Regions from separate parts of the Homo sapiens genome. Here region 2 is linked to region 1. Evidence: chromatin loops called from intact Hi-C (ENCODE). Cell type or tissue: MCF 10A. All regions are shown on one strand. Each heading gives the region's core, and the rest is flanking DNA. Links, peaks and the distances in the headings are about the cores only. Region 1 overlaps DMRTA1 (DMRT like family A1). Region 2 overlaps KLHL9 (kelch like family member 9).

Region 1 (8,503 bases), core at 105-8,104:
ATTTTTGTTCAGATTCTCTACAAATTTTGACCTTTCAGGTTCAGAGAACTTACTTCCCAAAGAAGAAATTCATGACAGAATACAACATTGTACTGGAATTCGCAACTACCACTGGCTATTTGGGGCACCTCAGACACTGAAACAACAGGAAAGAGGCAGGGGTAGCATTCCCAGTATTCAGAAGATCCTCCAGAGCATCACTTAGACTTTCAATATTTTGTGGTAAAAGTTCATGAAAAGCTACAACAACCTAATAGAGGCAGGGCTATAATGGTAGAGATGCTTCACGAACCAGGATTTGGGTCACTCTATCAAGTAAGGAACCACAATTAACTGAGACACTTTCAGGGAGCAGAGAAAATATGAATTGCCTAGTGGAAGAAGGCAGTTATAAATAACATCTGTGGTCTTATGACCAGTTATGATCCCATGACTGAACATGAGGGCTCTAGTAGATAAAAAATATTTATCAATGTATTTATTGCTTCAAAGTAAGTGTATTTGTGTGTGTGTGTGTTTCCCCTTTCTCCTAGTCTAACAAAAGATTTATTAATAGTAGTTACCTATATCTCAGGATTAAAGCTATAGGATATTCAAAGGAGGGTTTGACTGAGTACAACAGAAATGAGCATAACCCACAGATAGGTAAGTCACTTTGTGTGTTCCCTTTTGGGGAGTGGGCTAGTGTGTTTTTGTTGTACGAAATATGGTTATATCAACTGCAGGTAAAAGAATGATTTTGTTTTTGCTCTGAAAGCCGTGTTGACAAGGAGTACACTGTACTAGACTACACTATCAGTTTGGCTGACTGCAAATTACATTTCTCAGAATTCCCTTTCCTGTATTGTTCAAAGTGAGATTGGCCCAGAAAAAGGAATTATGGTGAGATTGTTAAGGTAGAAGTGAAACACAAGTCATTAAGGTTAGATACCCAGTGATTTCCAGGCTGTCTTCACTTTTCCTTACTCCACATCTAGCTTGTCTTCCTGCCTTCTGACCTCACTGACCCATGGTGGCACAGGTTCACCACCAGGTGTTTGCTCACAGACCAACAGAGCTAGAACCTACACAGAGGCACTGGTTTCCCATAGCCCCCCTTCAGAACCCCTGGCTGGGAACCATTTGAGTGATTGGACATGCTGGACTTCACAGAGCTTCAGTTCCCACTTGTCAGCCCACACCAGTGCTTCAAGTAGATGAGTGAATCTTTCTCTTATCTGCCAATTTCCCTCTTCCAGACATTCATTTTCAAGCTCCTCCTTTGTTTATGTTAGGTTAAATTTCTATAACTCCCTTATTTCCACATATTACATGGACTCTGTTTTCCTGACAACCCCAATAAATGTAGCATAAACACAAACTATGATTTCGATGTTTATTTTCTTCAGAAAGCCCTGAAAATAATCCAAATAACATATACGAGAATATGTTACAAAACACGTGGCTCGCCTATGAAATGAACAACCAAACACGAAGTCTGGAACTAAGCCTGTACGCTGCTCTAGTGATGGCTGCCCTTTGGGCTCCACATCCACTAAGTGGATTAAATGCAATTACAGTACTCTTTGTTGAGAGACTGCCACGAGGGGGCAAAGATAATATCTTAATACAAAGTAATAACAGTGAGAGTTATTTATTTAGCATCCCGTATATAAGCATTACTGTACTCTGCCGTTTATTTAAGCTTTTATCTCCACGAATCTTGCAAGTTAAATATTATTACCCTTGTTTTGCTGAGAAGAAATAAATGTCCAAAGAGTATAAGTAACCTGTCCAAGTCATATAGATAAATCCATTCTAGGTTTCCTCAATTCCAAAACAATTGCTTCTTCTAGAAAGACATATTGGTATTTACCTTATAGGAATTGTACTAATATTTGTCTTCAGTGTTCTCCCATATCCTCTTTAAGCCCCACTCATGCCTATATACCTTACACTAACCTCTGTCAGTTTTATTCCCTTGTAAGTCACGCACTGCGTTCTATGTCTTTCTTTTCTGCCTACTCTCAGGAGGCTATCACATAGGCAAAATTCTGATGAGCAAAACTGCACTGTGTTTTATTGATAAATAATGGTAGGGTGTTTTAATTTTCATGGCCTTAGAATTGAAATTCCATGACTTATTTATTTAACAAATACTTTCCATGTTTCTAATGAGCTACAAAATGATTCAGTCCCAATATTAAAGCAGTAATTAAAAATCCCATCAATCAGGCTCTGATTGGTATTTTCTACATGCATTTTTCAATGAGTTCCAGATGCTTTATCATACGAGGCAGCCACTACACTCTTGGACAGCTGTTAACTGTGAAAAAAGTCATTCCTTATGTTCTTCTGAATACTCTATGAAATGTTTGCCTCTTAGGCCCTCTATATGATACAGAATAAACCCAATTCATTTTTGTTATATGCTAGCTCTTAAAGCATTTACCCCCTCTTTCTTCCCACCACTAATTAGTGGCTTAGGAGTTCAGGCTTCAAGCAGCATCCATGGATATAAATATCAAGATTACAAAGAACTCATTGATGTACCAACACTGTCAAATAATACCAACATTGGTTGATTGGTTGTTTTTGTACACACAATATAGACCGTGAGCAACTTGAGGCAAAGTCTTGTATCTTAATCATTTCTTTATCTCTTGTGTCTAACACAGTGCATGGCACAAATAGATTATTAAAAATATTAAATAGGTGTTGAATGAAGAAATTATTAAGCTAATACTTGCTTTTATTTTTTTTCAGTCAGTGGAAATCTAGTGTATAGGTTGAGAACCTATATCAGACACTGTTCAAGGCCATGAATGAAAAAAACAGACATGAATCCTTCCTCAGACATTGGAGTCTGAAATTGCTGAAGTGAGCACAGTAATTCCACTGCAGATGACTCATATTACTAACCTTAGGGAGAAAAAACCCTACTGCTGAGCCCCAATTTCCTCATATACTACTGAGTTGTTAGACAAATGACCTATTTGATAAGATTAAGTCCTTAAATTATTATAAAGAGTATGGAATGTGTAAGGCATTATATAAATTAAGTTTTATGATTATAAAACTATTTTATAAATTCGAATACTGCCCAAAATGGATGTTCTCCCAAGGTCAAAAGCAATTCAGTTTCTCAGATACAAGCACATCATTATAAAACCACATACATAATGCAGTAACTCTAGGATTTTTTTTTAAACCATATCTCTATTGTATAATGTAACTTCCTTTAGAGCACAATATTTTACATTCAGTATCCTCTACAGGATCTAGCACTTTTCAGAAAAATAGCATTCAATAAGTGGATTAATGCAATAGAAACAACTGAAGAATCACCAAGGAATCTAACCTGAATACCATTTAGGAGATTCAAGAACCCAGTGAAATTGTATGCAAAACTGTGTGTCTGTACGCCATTTTGTAGAGTTCTTCAGTTTTATCAGAGTCTCAAAGAGATCTATTATATATAAGAGTTTCTTACTCAGTATATATGAATTGAATTTCAACTACTTGCTAGACATTGTACTACGGTTTAGGCTTAGAATATAAAACTTTTTTATAATAAATGAATATTGAGTACATCGAAATTTTTCAAGATCTGCTTTCTTATATTCACACCATTAAAATTAATGCATAACCTAATAAACACATTTACATCCTAAATCAGCATCAGATACTCTGAAGTAATTTAATATCACATTTGCTGGCAAAATATTCCTTGGAAATACATTCTTACTGGCTTCATGAAAAACGCCTCCATGATAATATAACCTATAGGGGTTTAATGTATGTCTACATAGACTTATATATGTGCATATAGATGCATACACACATACGTATATACATATAATTTAAAAAATCTTTAGTGAGTCATGCTGCTTAAATAGTTTAAACAATCTCTAATTCATCAACTATCTTTTACCACCAGTGGGCTTCCATTTATTCCTAATAATAACAATGAAGCTACTGTCCTTCAAAAAAGAAAAATGATGACATACAAAGAAAATGTCCTAGAAACTGTTTTGTAAGCAGTTTCCTCAGGGACTTTCCACTGACTGAAATAAATAGTTTTCAAATGCGCCAGAGGGAGGACAAAAATTATTTTTAAAATTGCAAGAATACCTCTGAAACTTCATGGCAGTTTTTCCCCTTTGGAAATCTTATATCTCTCCTCAGTGCATTAAGCATCAACTATCTGCAGTTAATAAATATTTATTTGAGCAGCTATTTTAGTTTTCTGAATAAAATTATTCTTACCTTTGAGAATGGCTGCCATATATTCTTGTCCCAAACTTTTAAGGATATTTCCCCAGATACAGACATAAGCACACTTAAAGACTGCAACTCTCATCCACAGTAGATGTGCACTTTACAGTATGGAAATTTTAATGTAGTATAATCCAAAATGACTATTTGAAAAAAAAATGGTTATTCTCCGGAATCAATGTTTCTAATTCATATACTCTACAGAGCTCAGTTGCAATTGGCGATAGTGGCCAGGAGATGGCGCAGTCTTATTTCCTAAAATTTACTTCATAGACACAGTGTCAACTTTAAAGAGAAATGTTTTTTAATGGCACTTGTTTTCACTCATGGAAGCTAAGATTGAAAAATAAAATACTCAGGAAATATAAATTCAAAATGCTCAAATGTTTTATTTATTACGAATCACCCATCTGCAAATCAAATGCTTTAAAAATACTTTGAATAACTTTTTTCTTTCCTATGAACCAGGAATAGAAGAAACAGTTTTGAAATGGTAATTATTTAGAATTGCCTTAATTGTTCAGTTCTTCCTTTCGGTTTATATTCTATTCTATTATGCTGTATTGCTTTACACTTACAAATGTATTTTATCACTAAAAATTCCACTTTTCAATAAAATAAAAACTAGTTTTAAAATAAAAATGTTTACAAATGATAATTTAGGGAGAAAATTCATTAAATATTTCCTGAAATAGCTTTATTCAAGGCACATATAATGTTCAGATTTACTTCTTTCACTTGATAAATCCTAATGAAGAGTTTTCAGATCTAAGACCTATTATATTGCTTGAAAAAAAAAAAACCCAGCATTTTAAGACCTCATAATCCACTCACATACTTACTGAAGTATATTAATGGATGTGTGTGTATGTGTGTGCACGTGCATGTATTGTATGCTGGAAAAACTCCAGAAAGAGAGAATGGGCATATACATTACGGATTGTCCTGATTTGGTCTGAAGTACAGTCTGCCACAAGTTATTGAGTCTTTACTGGAAAGGTAGGAAGAATCTCTAATCATCCCTGAAAAGGCATAATCCAAAGCTGGCCGAAAAGGTAAGGTTGGTACTAACCCAGGTGTTAGGTAGGGTGACATAAAACCAGATAACCCTCTTCCTGCAGAAGAATATGCCAGCCTTAATGGACTGATACCTACTCTAGGATTTACGCCGTAGAGACTTGAATCACCTCCATAAGAAGCAGAAGTAGTTTGAAGAGGAGAGAAAGCTGATTTATTACCTAGAGTTCCAAAACCAATTCCAGCAAGACTAAAACTTGAAGCTCTCTGAAAGGCTGTGTTTTCCAGTTCTTCTGAGTTTGCTAGGTTCCTGTTGTCTGGCTTGTGTTCTTTGCCATTTAAAACCTGTTCAATGGCTTGGACCACATCCCCTTTGCAGAACCGTAGAATGCCTTCTAGCCGGCTGCGCCTGTAATTTGGGAAAATCTTAGTAAGGATATCAAGAGGATCTCTTGGTCTTGAGGACACTGTCGGAAGGCTTGCCTTGGTCGCAGTCAAGTCTTTGACCCATTCACTTTCATTTCCTGATTCCAGATCAGAGGATGATAAGGACCTGGGACTCTCTTCACCTCCTGATTGCTCTCCAGGATGAGGAGACAGGATACTATCAGGCTTGTTGGAGTATTCTGAAATAGATGACCCGATACTTTGTTTCCCAATGACACCATTAGACCTAGAAGATGATCCTAGGTAAAGCTGATGGGATTTGGAGATCAGTTCTTCTTGTCCATTCTGGCATGACTCACATTTACTCTCTTTTTGTTCTGGAGAAGAGGGGGAAAAAAAAATCAAATACAGGGAAGACTTCCCAGAATGTGGTACTGCTCACTCAAAAATAATGCTGGATAATATAATTAATTCACTCCTATTAATTAGTAATATTTATACACTCCAAGACATTTTAATGAATAACTCAAATTTAAAAGATTATTCAGAAATGCAGGTGCTGGAATAGTGAAAAGTATACTATTATATCATCTCAGAATCACAAAGGTATGCAATATTAAAATGCAATTATATTTAGGAATCAGAAGATGAGAGTGTATTGTTACCCCAAATTGTCTGCATAACACCAATATGGCACACTGTCTGTTCTATCTTGGTTGTGTGGGATCTTCCTAAATGTCACCTAAGTTTTGTTGTTATCTAAGTGATATTTTTTCAGAATGACACTATGGAAAGAGAACTGAATAAAATGAATAAGGAATAAAAGGAATAATCTTAGTTTGAAAATGAATATTCTATTTAATCACTAATGCTAAATTTTAACAATTGGTTTTTTATCTCATATTTCAGGTTATAATTAATTTACTTGAATAATGTAAAAAAAAACTGTTCATTTCATTTCAGATTTAAACCAATAAGTACTATTGCTATGTCAATCCCAAATCATACTAGAGCTTGCATATTTCATTTTATGAGAGATGACACAGACGGTATTTTTCATAATCCTCTATGAAATGTACTTTCTTTTTCAATCCTTAAGAAATATCAATAACAGACTTTAAAAGCAAATTGTTTGTAAAAGAAAATTATAAACTGTCCTATTGCAATCTACACAAATCCTCAAATTGTCTTTTAAAAACAACATATTAGGCATTTGCTTTAAATCACAGCCCTCCTCCAATGTTAGGGGCAATTTTCCAAAAGTACTTTTACACAAAGTTCTGGTTTTTCTATCTCAACATGTTGAGCATATTAATCAAACAAGAATATGTTAATACCCTTTACTAGGTTAACACCACAAAAATTAAAATAGCCATATTTACTATGTAACTTTTACTTTGGTTTACATTTTCTATTACCCTAGAGATATATAGGTAAGAGTAAACTGTTAAGTGGAGTGTGCAGAGTAATTCTGTCCAACTTCCTTTTTCTACCAAGTTTATGAATGTCACAAAACAAATATTGCCTAAGACAGTGATTTGTAAATATGATTTGCAATACTCCAGTTTTCTCCAGTTTTCTTAAGAAGAATTCAGTTCTAAATTCTAAAGAAATAGCTATAGTTTATTTTAAAATTAAAGTGTATACAATTTAGCATTTTGAAGTTCAAAATGCTGTTCCTATATGCTGTTCCCATAAGCATATGAAAAAAAGAATGTCACTACTGCAAAAATTGCAAACACTCTATAGGATTTTCAACTTTAAATAACACAATAATACTTTTCTAATGAAATTTGCCAAGTGGAAATAGATTAGCATTAGTCCTCCATTCCACTTTACTTGTAAATATGAATGAGCATGCCCCCGAACATGTCAATTATCAACATTTCATCTCTATAGCAATTTATGCATGAAATCATAAAATAATGTCTTGTTATATTTTACTCACAGTACAATATATGTAATGAAATACCAATTTGCATAAGATTATTTAGAAAATATGGTGTCTTTAAAATATAATACCACTTATATCGTCTCTCTGTCTTCTCAAGTCCTACAGCTTGCTTTACTTCTATTGCATTTATCATTGTATATTAAGCCTTGCATTGTAGTTTTTGGATACATATAGTCTGCCTTCTTTTGAATATAAGGTTCTTCTGTGTAGGAAAAACTTGTTCACTTCTAAATCACTGTTAGTCTTTGTCTAATGAATGAGTAAATTAAATAGACTATTTTACCACAGTTCATGGCTATTGTGTAAGAGAACCAGTCAATTTAGAAAGCTATTGAAGTAACCTTTCAAACATTAGCTTGCTTCTTATGGGGGAGGGGGCATCATCTGAGGCAAAGAACAAAGTAAAATAATTAGCTCTATAAAACAGAACACTTTGGTACCAACTAGAAATCACATAAATCAGTGTCTCACAGGGAGATGTCAGCCATTTCACTATCGGTGTAGTTTCAGGAATTCTCACTTTTACTTCTCTTTCATAGCACTTTTACTTAATAACTGTGCTCTTTAGCACCTTCATCTTTCATGGGAATTGTAGAAAGTCTGTTTTGCCTACTCAAATAAATTAGAATATGTGCAAAAGTTGACACATGCAAACACAAAATTCACTCTGAACTGAATGCCTCATTTCAATTCACAGAATTTTTCGAATGTACTGTGTGAGTAGAACTTCAAGCAGCCATTGAGCGAAAAAATCTGTTGAGATCTGCAATTTTCATAATTCAAGGAAGGTTTCTAATTAATAGTTTACTGTATAGCTATCATACAATTTCATATAATACAGCTTTATAAGTTTTGTATAAGTTTTTGACTTATACAAAAAAAAAATCA
Region 2 (8,503 bases), core at 420-8,419, 1.1 Mb after region 1:
TATTTTGTGATTTGGGGTGCTTGCCCTGGTGCTGTTCCAGTCCATGTGCATCCTGAGCTGTGTGATCTGCCTCGAGGCTATGATCTGAGCAAGCAGGAGATAACATTTTCTTCTGCATCAAGTGAGGAAAAATGTGCTTTTGGCCATGTCTCAAAGACAGGACCAACTTCAGATTCCCAAAGAAGCCAGCTACAGAGCCTCTGGAACACTATGGTCTTACAAGCAGTACTAAAATCAACCCTCAGCCTCTTCAATGCCAAAGGTATCCCTATTGGTTGAGAACCACATGGTAATTTTTAATGGGACTTTTATCAGCAAATGGAGTTACAGGAATTCTCTGTAATGAGTGATTCTGAAGAGGTACTTTCCTGGAATAATTGTCTACCTGAAGAAAAAAAATTTATATATACATTGTGTGTGTGTGTAATACACACACACAACCCCCTATACCTGGAAGATTGTCAGCATGTAAATCAGGAACAACTTTCTCCTTATTGACAATCCCATAATAAAACTCAGGAACCAAGGCAAAATGAATTGGCTTCTAGGGGTCTGAACCTTACTGCCCATACAAGTGTTGATTCATTTTAATGCTGTTTATGATTTCTGCATTGGCAGAAATTTTCATACTTTCTATGTTTTTTTAATTACTCAGTTTTTTATTACTAAAAATAGCACATTTGAGTACATTTGAAAAGTAGAAAAATTAGAAATTATTAACTTTATTGAATAAGCAAGAAGTGCATCCTAATCCTTTGATTATTAATGAGGTTGAATATTTGTGTGCTATCGGTAGCTGTGTTTCTTTGATCAGATGTTCCTGTCCTTTTGCCCTTCTGTTATCTGTTGGAGTTGCTTTGTTTTTCGTATCAAGTTATAGGATCTCTTTATATAATAAATGTAATTTAACTTGCATTTGCTTGCATTTATTTCTTCCCTCAATCTGTTGTAGTTTTACAAAGGCAACGCTGTTCAGTTAATTTTTGAGATCAAATTTGTCTTTTTTTTTTTTTGAGACAGGGTCTCACTGTTGTGCAGTCTGGAGTGCAATGGCACGATGTGTGCTCACTGAAACCTCTGCCTCTCATGTTCAGGCGATTCTCCCACCTCAGCCTCCCGATTAGCTGGGATTACAGGCATGTACCACCAAGCCCGGCTAATTTTGTATTTTTAGTAGAGATGGGGTTAGGGGATAATTTTGATATGGTTTATTTTTTATGTAGTATTTCAGTGCTTATTCTGACATATCAAGGTGATACTGCCCTGCCTCTATTTTGTACAGGCTTTTCCTTTTATTGAAAAAAAGTACTTTTTATTACATCTTATGTCTGAACCTGGTGCTTCCTATTGAAATAAGTATTGCTTTACTAGGTAAACTGCTCTATCTACATCCCCCACCTCCAGCTTCACCCACCCTGCCTCTCATTTTTTTACTTTCCCGTATTCTGCAGTTGACAGTTCTCTTGGTAATCATACAGGTAGCTGACTAATGCTATGCTAATACAGGTTGAGCAGCCCTAATCCAAAAATCCAAATTGCTCCAAAATTTAAAACTTTTTGAGGGCCAACAGGATGCCACAAGTAGAAAATTCCACACCAGAGCTCATGTGACAGGTTACACTCAAAACACAGTGAAGACTTGTTTCATGCACAACATTATTAAGACTATTATAATTACCTTCAGACTACGTGTCTGAAACGTGAAATATAACCGAAGTTTTAAGTAATATTGTTTAGACTTGGGTCCCTCCCCCAGGATACGTCATGTACATGCAAATATTCCAAAATCCAAAACACTTCTGGTCCCAAGCATTTCAGATAAGGGATATTCAATCTGTACTGCTCATTAAACCTGGAGTTTCTTATAGAGAGAAATTTTAGGTGGTTGAAATGATTAAATGGAAAGAGATTTATTTTCATAAGCTGGTAATTTTTTAAAGAAAGTTCAGACTGGAAAAATATTTAGAGGATAAAAACTAAAAGCACATAAAGCATTATGTTAACATTTCTTGTTTTAGTTTTTCGGAAAGTATTCAAAAATTAACATTTGTTAGCTTTTTTGATATGTCTATTATAGAACGTACAGGAAAATAAAAGCAAACTAATTTATCAGTGATTCCACATGTTGAAGATAATTTCTATTAATAGTATATTATATATATATATATACGTACATATGTGCAGGCATTTGTCAAATATTTTTCAAGTATGCCAGACCTTAGGCTAAAAGCTGGATAATGAAAATAAATCCACCTTCCAAAGACTCCTATTATCATGACTTTCTCTTATTTTTTAAAAAGCTGTATATATTAAAAAATCATAAGGTGTTTTTTTCTAATTATCAAATGCACATGTATTTAGAAAAACAGATTCCATTTTTATTCAGATAAATCCAGACTTAAATTTCTTTCCCACTTGCTTACAGTAATATTTATGTAGTTGGCCTGCAAAGCAAACACATTTCACTCATGTTCAGATTTTTGTAATCAAAATTATTTTGTTCTCACTATAAAGGCAGTAAGCTCCTACAGGACATTTTAAAACTACATAAATGTGCCATCCCCAGCTCAACCGATTATAAACAACTGCCGAAAGATTGTGGGGTAAGTTTAACTCTCTAAAACTTCAGCTTTGTCATACATCTATCAGGTTGGGTGTGATCATTAATAATTCTATTTATATCAGATTTGTAAGGAAATAATATAAAGCGATTAGCATAAGATATGCACAAAAGCAGTGAATGATAGTTGTTACTAACAAAGTTGGGATTTTATAATTTTTGACTTTTGCTTCAGCTTAATGATTTTCAGGCTATTGTTCTTTGAAAGTGTTCAGCGTCTATACAATATTTCATTCCATGAACATGCCAAATTATTCCATTTCCTTATGTGTAGATATTTAAATGTCTACCATAAATTTTCACCATAATAAAGCAAGATGTAATATTCTTACATAAAACTTTGCCCATAGCTACTACCCTATGATAAATGCTAAGTAAAATCGGAATCATGTAGTGTTAGCTTTTTTAGGGTCTTAAAAAATATTTCCAGGATTATACCATATGCATTTTTAGCAGAACTGTGTTCAGTAACTATTTCAAAGGAAATCTTTGCAGTTCTAGTTATTTCACTGTTTGGATTTACATATCTTTAATTACTAGTTATAATTTCTTGTTTATTGAGCATGTGTATTTTTCATAAATCATTTGCTCCTGTCTTTTGCTTTAATTGTCCTATTTGCTATAAATACTTTTTTATACTCTACTTTTTTATTCAATTTAATATGATCAAGTATGTTCGTCTTTTTTGTATGTTGACCTTTCGGTGATATTTTTGTTTTTTTTAATTTGGGGTGTGTGTGTGTGTGGTGGTGGTGGTGGTTGTTATATAGTACTGATGTGGTATTACTTGTTCTTGATACTATAGCTCTATAGCTTTGTGATTACTAGTTCTTGACATGTTAGGGTGGCATTTACTGCTTGTCTCCTGTTCAAGTAGCTTTTCTTTCTAGTTAAAATGAGAATGAGATTTTCCTTAAAATTAATAAACTTACCTTTTTATATTGAGATTAATCATTCATTTTTTTTTGAGATGGGGTCTCGCTATGTTGACCAGGCTGTTCTTGAACTCCTGGTCTCCAGTGATCCTCCTATTTCAGCCTCCCAAAGGGCTAGAATTACAGGTGTGAGCCACTGCAACTGGCTATATTAAGATTAATCTTTATTCTCTATTTACAGCAAGTATTTGCCCACTTGTGTTCTGTGAGCAAAGAAATCAAGTGTTTTTCCTTTGTAACGTAGCACAATTAGTTTTTTTGTCATTTTAATGCTTTCTTGAATAATTTTTTTATCATTAGGTGGCATAATTATCCCAGTATTTTATGTTGTTATTATTGATACAACTTTCTACCAAACTTTTGGCATAAAATCTAATGTATTTTTCAAATTACCTAATTTTTCCATAACCACTTTTTGAATATCTTCATTTCCTTGCTGAATTTTTATGCTTTAAAAAAAATCATAAAATCTTATAGTCAATCAATTTAGAGTATTTTTCTTCACTTCCAATGATCTTTTTTCAAGTTAAGTTGTCTTTGATATATACGTGTGTGTGTGTGTGTGTTTGTGTATTTCTGCTTTGAATGGGATTTCGTTATGTTATATTCTGAACTCTTGGTAGAAGTAGGAAATATGTGGTTTTAGCATAATGGTTTTCTGTCTACCGACTCTCATTGATTCTTCAGTTTTTTGGGTCAATTCTCATATTTTCACCTTAACTAACCATTATCTGCATATTATAAAAGCCAATTTCATATTATTAGTTTAATGTGAAACATTAAAGCATGGTTCATACTTCCAGCAAAATTATAGTAGTGACCGAGGAATTGTGTCTTATGCGTAATTTTAATAGGGGTAATTCTAGTTTTAGGATTCCTTTGTTACAAGGAAATATCCTTGATCTTGTTCACGAAGTTCCTCATTAATTAGGAGTCTTAAAAAATTAGGGTTGTGTATCTTCATTACAAATGATTTCTGTACCAGCTGATCCAAATTTTTCTTAGTACCATCCATGGGCTGAAAGAAAGGCTATTTCTTCGCTGTGTGATCAGTGTGTCATTAACTACCCATTTCTTCATTTATTTAGTCAAATTTATTGAGATGATAATTTAATTTTTCTCATGTCAAATACTGAAAAAGAGTCTGTTTTTTAATTGTTTTCAACTGTTGGGTTAGAAAGGACTCTTACATATTGCTGAGTGCATTGTCAATTGGTTTACAGTTTAGAATGCAATTTGGCAAAAGTAGTAAAATGATCTTTCAAGTTTCATACCTTTTGGACAGTAAGTATATTTCTAGAATTAATAAGTGACAGAAAATAGGCCAGAAATAGTCATCTCAGCATGATACTATTATTTGCTTCCTAATAGGACCACATTAGACCTTCCATTAAAATACTTTTAAATGGATTTTTAAAGATTCTTCCCACCTTAATTTTGATACTTTATCTGCATCCTCTAGTATTCAATTGTTGAGCATATATTTGAATGGCTGGATGATGATTAGAATAAAAGACTTAGATATTCATTAAGGATGACTGAACACATAACTGTTGAATTGTGTACCTGAGCCAAATGCACTAGTACACAGAATAGGTCGTTCCTCTGTAACAGTCTCAGAGCAACTGCTTTCCAGGGGCTAATGTTATTCTGCCATCTACTGGTTAAAATTAAAAGTCTTTGTTTAGCTAGATTACAGAAAATATATCTCCTTTATCAAAACAACAGTAATAACAAAACCCAGAAATTTTTATAGCACATGTGAAAGTTCAAAGTTGGCAGCTTATATAAATTACATAAGTGAATATTAAAAACTTTTGGTAATTTTTGGGGTACGGTAGATCAAAGAGAAGAATTATTTTTTATATTACTTAAAAATACAGATTTAAATAGCTATGACCTTTATTTTATTTATAAATTCATATACATTTAATTTTAAAATCTGCAACATTTCATCTGGATTCTAAGCATTCATACCCAATACTTGCTTTTTCCTTTGAGTGGATTCCCCATACCATTTTTATTTTTAGTTTTTAGCAGACAGCCTCATCACAAAGACATGTATAGAGTAAATCTTTTCCACAGCAGAAAGGACGTAATATGCATTATATCTGGTTATAAGTAAATATGACAACCTCATAATATTTAAGAAATTTTTATATTGGTTTGCTCATTTGGGTATGAGGATCAAATCATGACTGCTATAGCCACATAATTTTCACCCGGCCAGCCAGACACACATATGCATAAGCATATACATGTGTTTGATGTAAAACAGCTTTTGGACCAGCTGATCCAGATTTTTCTTAGTGCCACCCATGGGCTCAAAGAAAGTCTATTTCTTGACTATGTGAACAGTAAGAATGGCATCAACTACCCATTTCCTCATTCTCCATGTTATTGTCTCAGAACAAAATATTCTCTTACACCAAGCATTTTTTCCCTCAAGATGGATGTGTATAACAACAAGTGATCTCTTAATAGTGCCTCCTGAAGGATATCAAGAGTGCACATATCTTTTCTACATAGAACTGAAGGAGCAAGATTAGATTTCGTGCAATCTTAGAACAAGATGTGTATAAAGCTGTTGACAGCAACTAAGTAACCCAAACTTCAGAAGTTTCGTTGTCTAGAGCCCCTTCTCCAATTGTAAGTCCAAAGAGTATGTCTAGCTCTTTACTGGTCCATCTTCCAAAAGACTATTACAATACAGCCTTACAATCTCTTATAATGGAAGTTTATCATTTTTTGCCTCATTTCACCCAAGTGCCAGTCAACAGAGTACATGTTTGTATGTGGTGGGGATGGGAGGCAGGTCTAACTTCTACTGATTCAAACAGCTTTATCTTACTTAGGGAGTATACTTTATCACTTAGAAGTCAAAACATTCTTCCAGCCAGGAATTAGTGATCCATTAAAACTTATTTCTAATTCATGTCAAATCATGAACCAAAACATACTCAGTATAAAAACCTAATGTGAGTCAGTGTAATGTTTATTTCTTCATACTAAGCAGTGTTTACTTCAATTTTTTATTACTCTCTCCATCTTTCTCCAGATAAGAAAATCACAGATTTCACAAAACCTTTCATATATGTATATACACATACTTGAAGACATCAATTAACTCAAAGATTAAGGAAAAAGAGTTTTTGTTTTGATTTTGTTTTTTGTTGTTGTTGTTATTGTTTGTTTTTTGAGATAGAGTTTCACTCTTGTCACCCAGGCTGGAGTGTAGTGGTGTGATCCTGGCTCACTGCAATCTCCGCCTCCCCAGTTCAAGCGATTCTCCTGCCTCAGCCTCCGGAGTAACTGGCATTACAGGCGCCTGCCACCACCCCTGGCTAATTTTTGTATTTTTAGTAGAGACGGAGTTTCACCATGTTAGCCAGGCTGGTCTCGAACTCCTGACCTCAGATGATCCGCCTGCCTGGGCCTCCCAAAAGTGCTGGGATTACAGGCGTGAGCCACCGCCCCCAGCCAGAAAAACAATTTTTAATTTTCAAGGCTGGCTCTCCATTAATAATCTCTCCCATGCCCTGGACTAGCTATACTTTATCCTGCAAGGGGAATAAGTTATGGATTCCATTGGTATGTCTACTTTGTTCACTTCTTGGGCTGCAATATCTACACTTCCCATTCACCCTTACCACTTACTTAGTAGATAGTCTAGCCACTTGCAAGAGGTTCATGGCTACCATTTGGGAATGCCTATAGGAGATCAAGGAGATCCATTGAAACTCAGCCCCCAAATCCAAAGTCACTTTCCTTTTGATATCTGTAGTTTCATCATCTGTCATAACCATGCCTACTTATCATCTGTAAAACACCCTTTCTACATTAAGGGATACTCACATTATGAATTCTAGTTGTGGTTGTTTTAAAATATATTCACAAATTTTCTCATGCTCGTTTCTTTCCTCCTTTTGACTATGTGTTGGATTTAGTGATTCCCATCTAATGAATACAATGAAACAATGGTGTTTAAATTATAGACTAGGTCATAAAAAATTGTGTACTTCCTCCATGTTTATCTCTCTTCTATCACTTCCTCTAGTACAAGCCAGCTGCCATGTTGTGAGCACATACCACATAGCTCCATGGAGATGCCCATGTGACTGTGATGAAGAGCTAAGACTTCCTGTCAGTGGCCGTGTGAGTGACCCATGTTAGAAACAGATCCGCCAGCCCAAACAGAACCTTCAGACAACTGCAGCCCCAGCTGGCATCTTGACTGCAACTCATGAGCGATTCTAAGCCCACCGAAGCTGCTCTTGAATTATTGATTCACAAAAACTTTTAGGTAATAAATGTGTGTTGTTTTAAACCACTGAGTTTTTGATTAATTATGCATCAATGGAAAACCAGATCACCAATGCAGGCAACATAATGTAAATTTCAAGCCTCCCTTGTAGATAGGACATGGGAACAAAGAAAGACTTGCCGATCTGGAGCACCTGCATGAGCTTTTGATCCTAATGTGTCCACAAGAAGATATAGGCTCTACGTGGTGTTTCTGTATTTATTGGCTGAGTTGGTGGCTTTCTATAGTGGGAAGTTCAGGTTTTAGGAAAAGAAATGGCATTAGAGAATGGAAGTTCCTTCTAGTTCTTACTAGAGCAGCATCATCAACAGTGGGTTTTTATATCTGGACAGTTCTCTGGTTTAATTTTTGATATTTTTATCTGGAGGCTTAGTCTAGAGCTTGTTTCTATGGCATCCCAAAAATTCAGCAGGCACCACATCTTAACACCTCTGTTTAGTCATCAGTCTTACATTCAGCTTTACTCTTTACTACAACGTAATAAATACCTTCCAAACCTATTACCTATCTCGTTGGGTACAATAACTATGTCCTAATGGGTCCACTTCCCACCTTTCTAACCAGTATGTGCAAGCAAATCCCAACCTAGTTTTCAAAGGGCAGCTGTAAGAGCTTTTCTAATAT

What was found. A loop is a pair of places that touch in the nucleus more often than their neighbours do. Peaks named below come from ENCODE experiments on the same cell type or tissue, not always from the same donor. Only the 100,000 strongest peaks of a DNase experiment are listed, where the experiment ranks them.
Region 2: it touches region 1 in a loop (6-fold over the local background); 3 of 110 quality-filtered maps call a loop at or near these places.

Annotation. Positions count from the first base shown.
Region 1 is chr9:22,448,599-22,457,101 of GRCh38, reverse strand. DMRTA1 (DMRT like family A1) reads right to left here. Exons shown (of 2, transcript NM_022160.3): 2 at 1,362-6,038. The coding sequence ends at 5,191. Among named protein-coding and RNA genes, the nearest start is that of DMRTA1, 6.0 kb to the right of the region's middle. In MCF 10A, for the core only: a CTCF peak has its summit at 4,498 (motif pointing right); no DNase peak of the experiment used is centred there.
Region 2 is chr9:21,323,431-21,331,933 of GRCh38, reverse strand. KLHL9 (kelch like family member 9) reads left to right here. Exons shown (of 1, transcript NM_018847.4): 1 at 1-2,269. All of the region lies in intron 2 of LOC107987053 (a long non-coding RNA gene), which reads right to left. Among named protein-coding and RNA genes, the nearest start is that of KLHL9, 7.7 kb to the left of the region's middle. In MCF 10A, for the core only: a CTCF peak has its summit at 5,227 (motif pointing left); no DNase peak of the experiment used is centred there.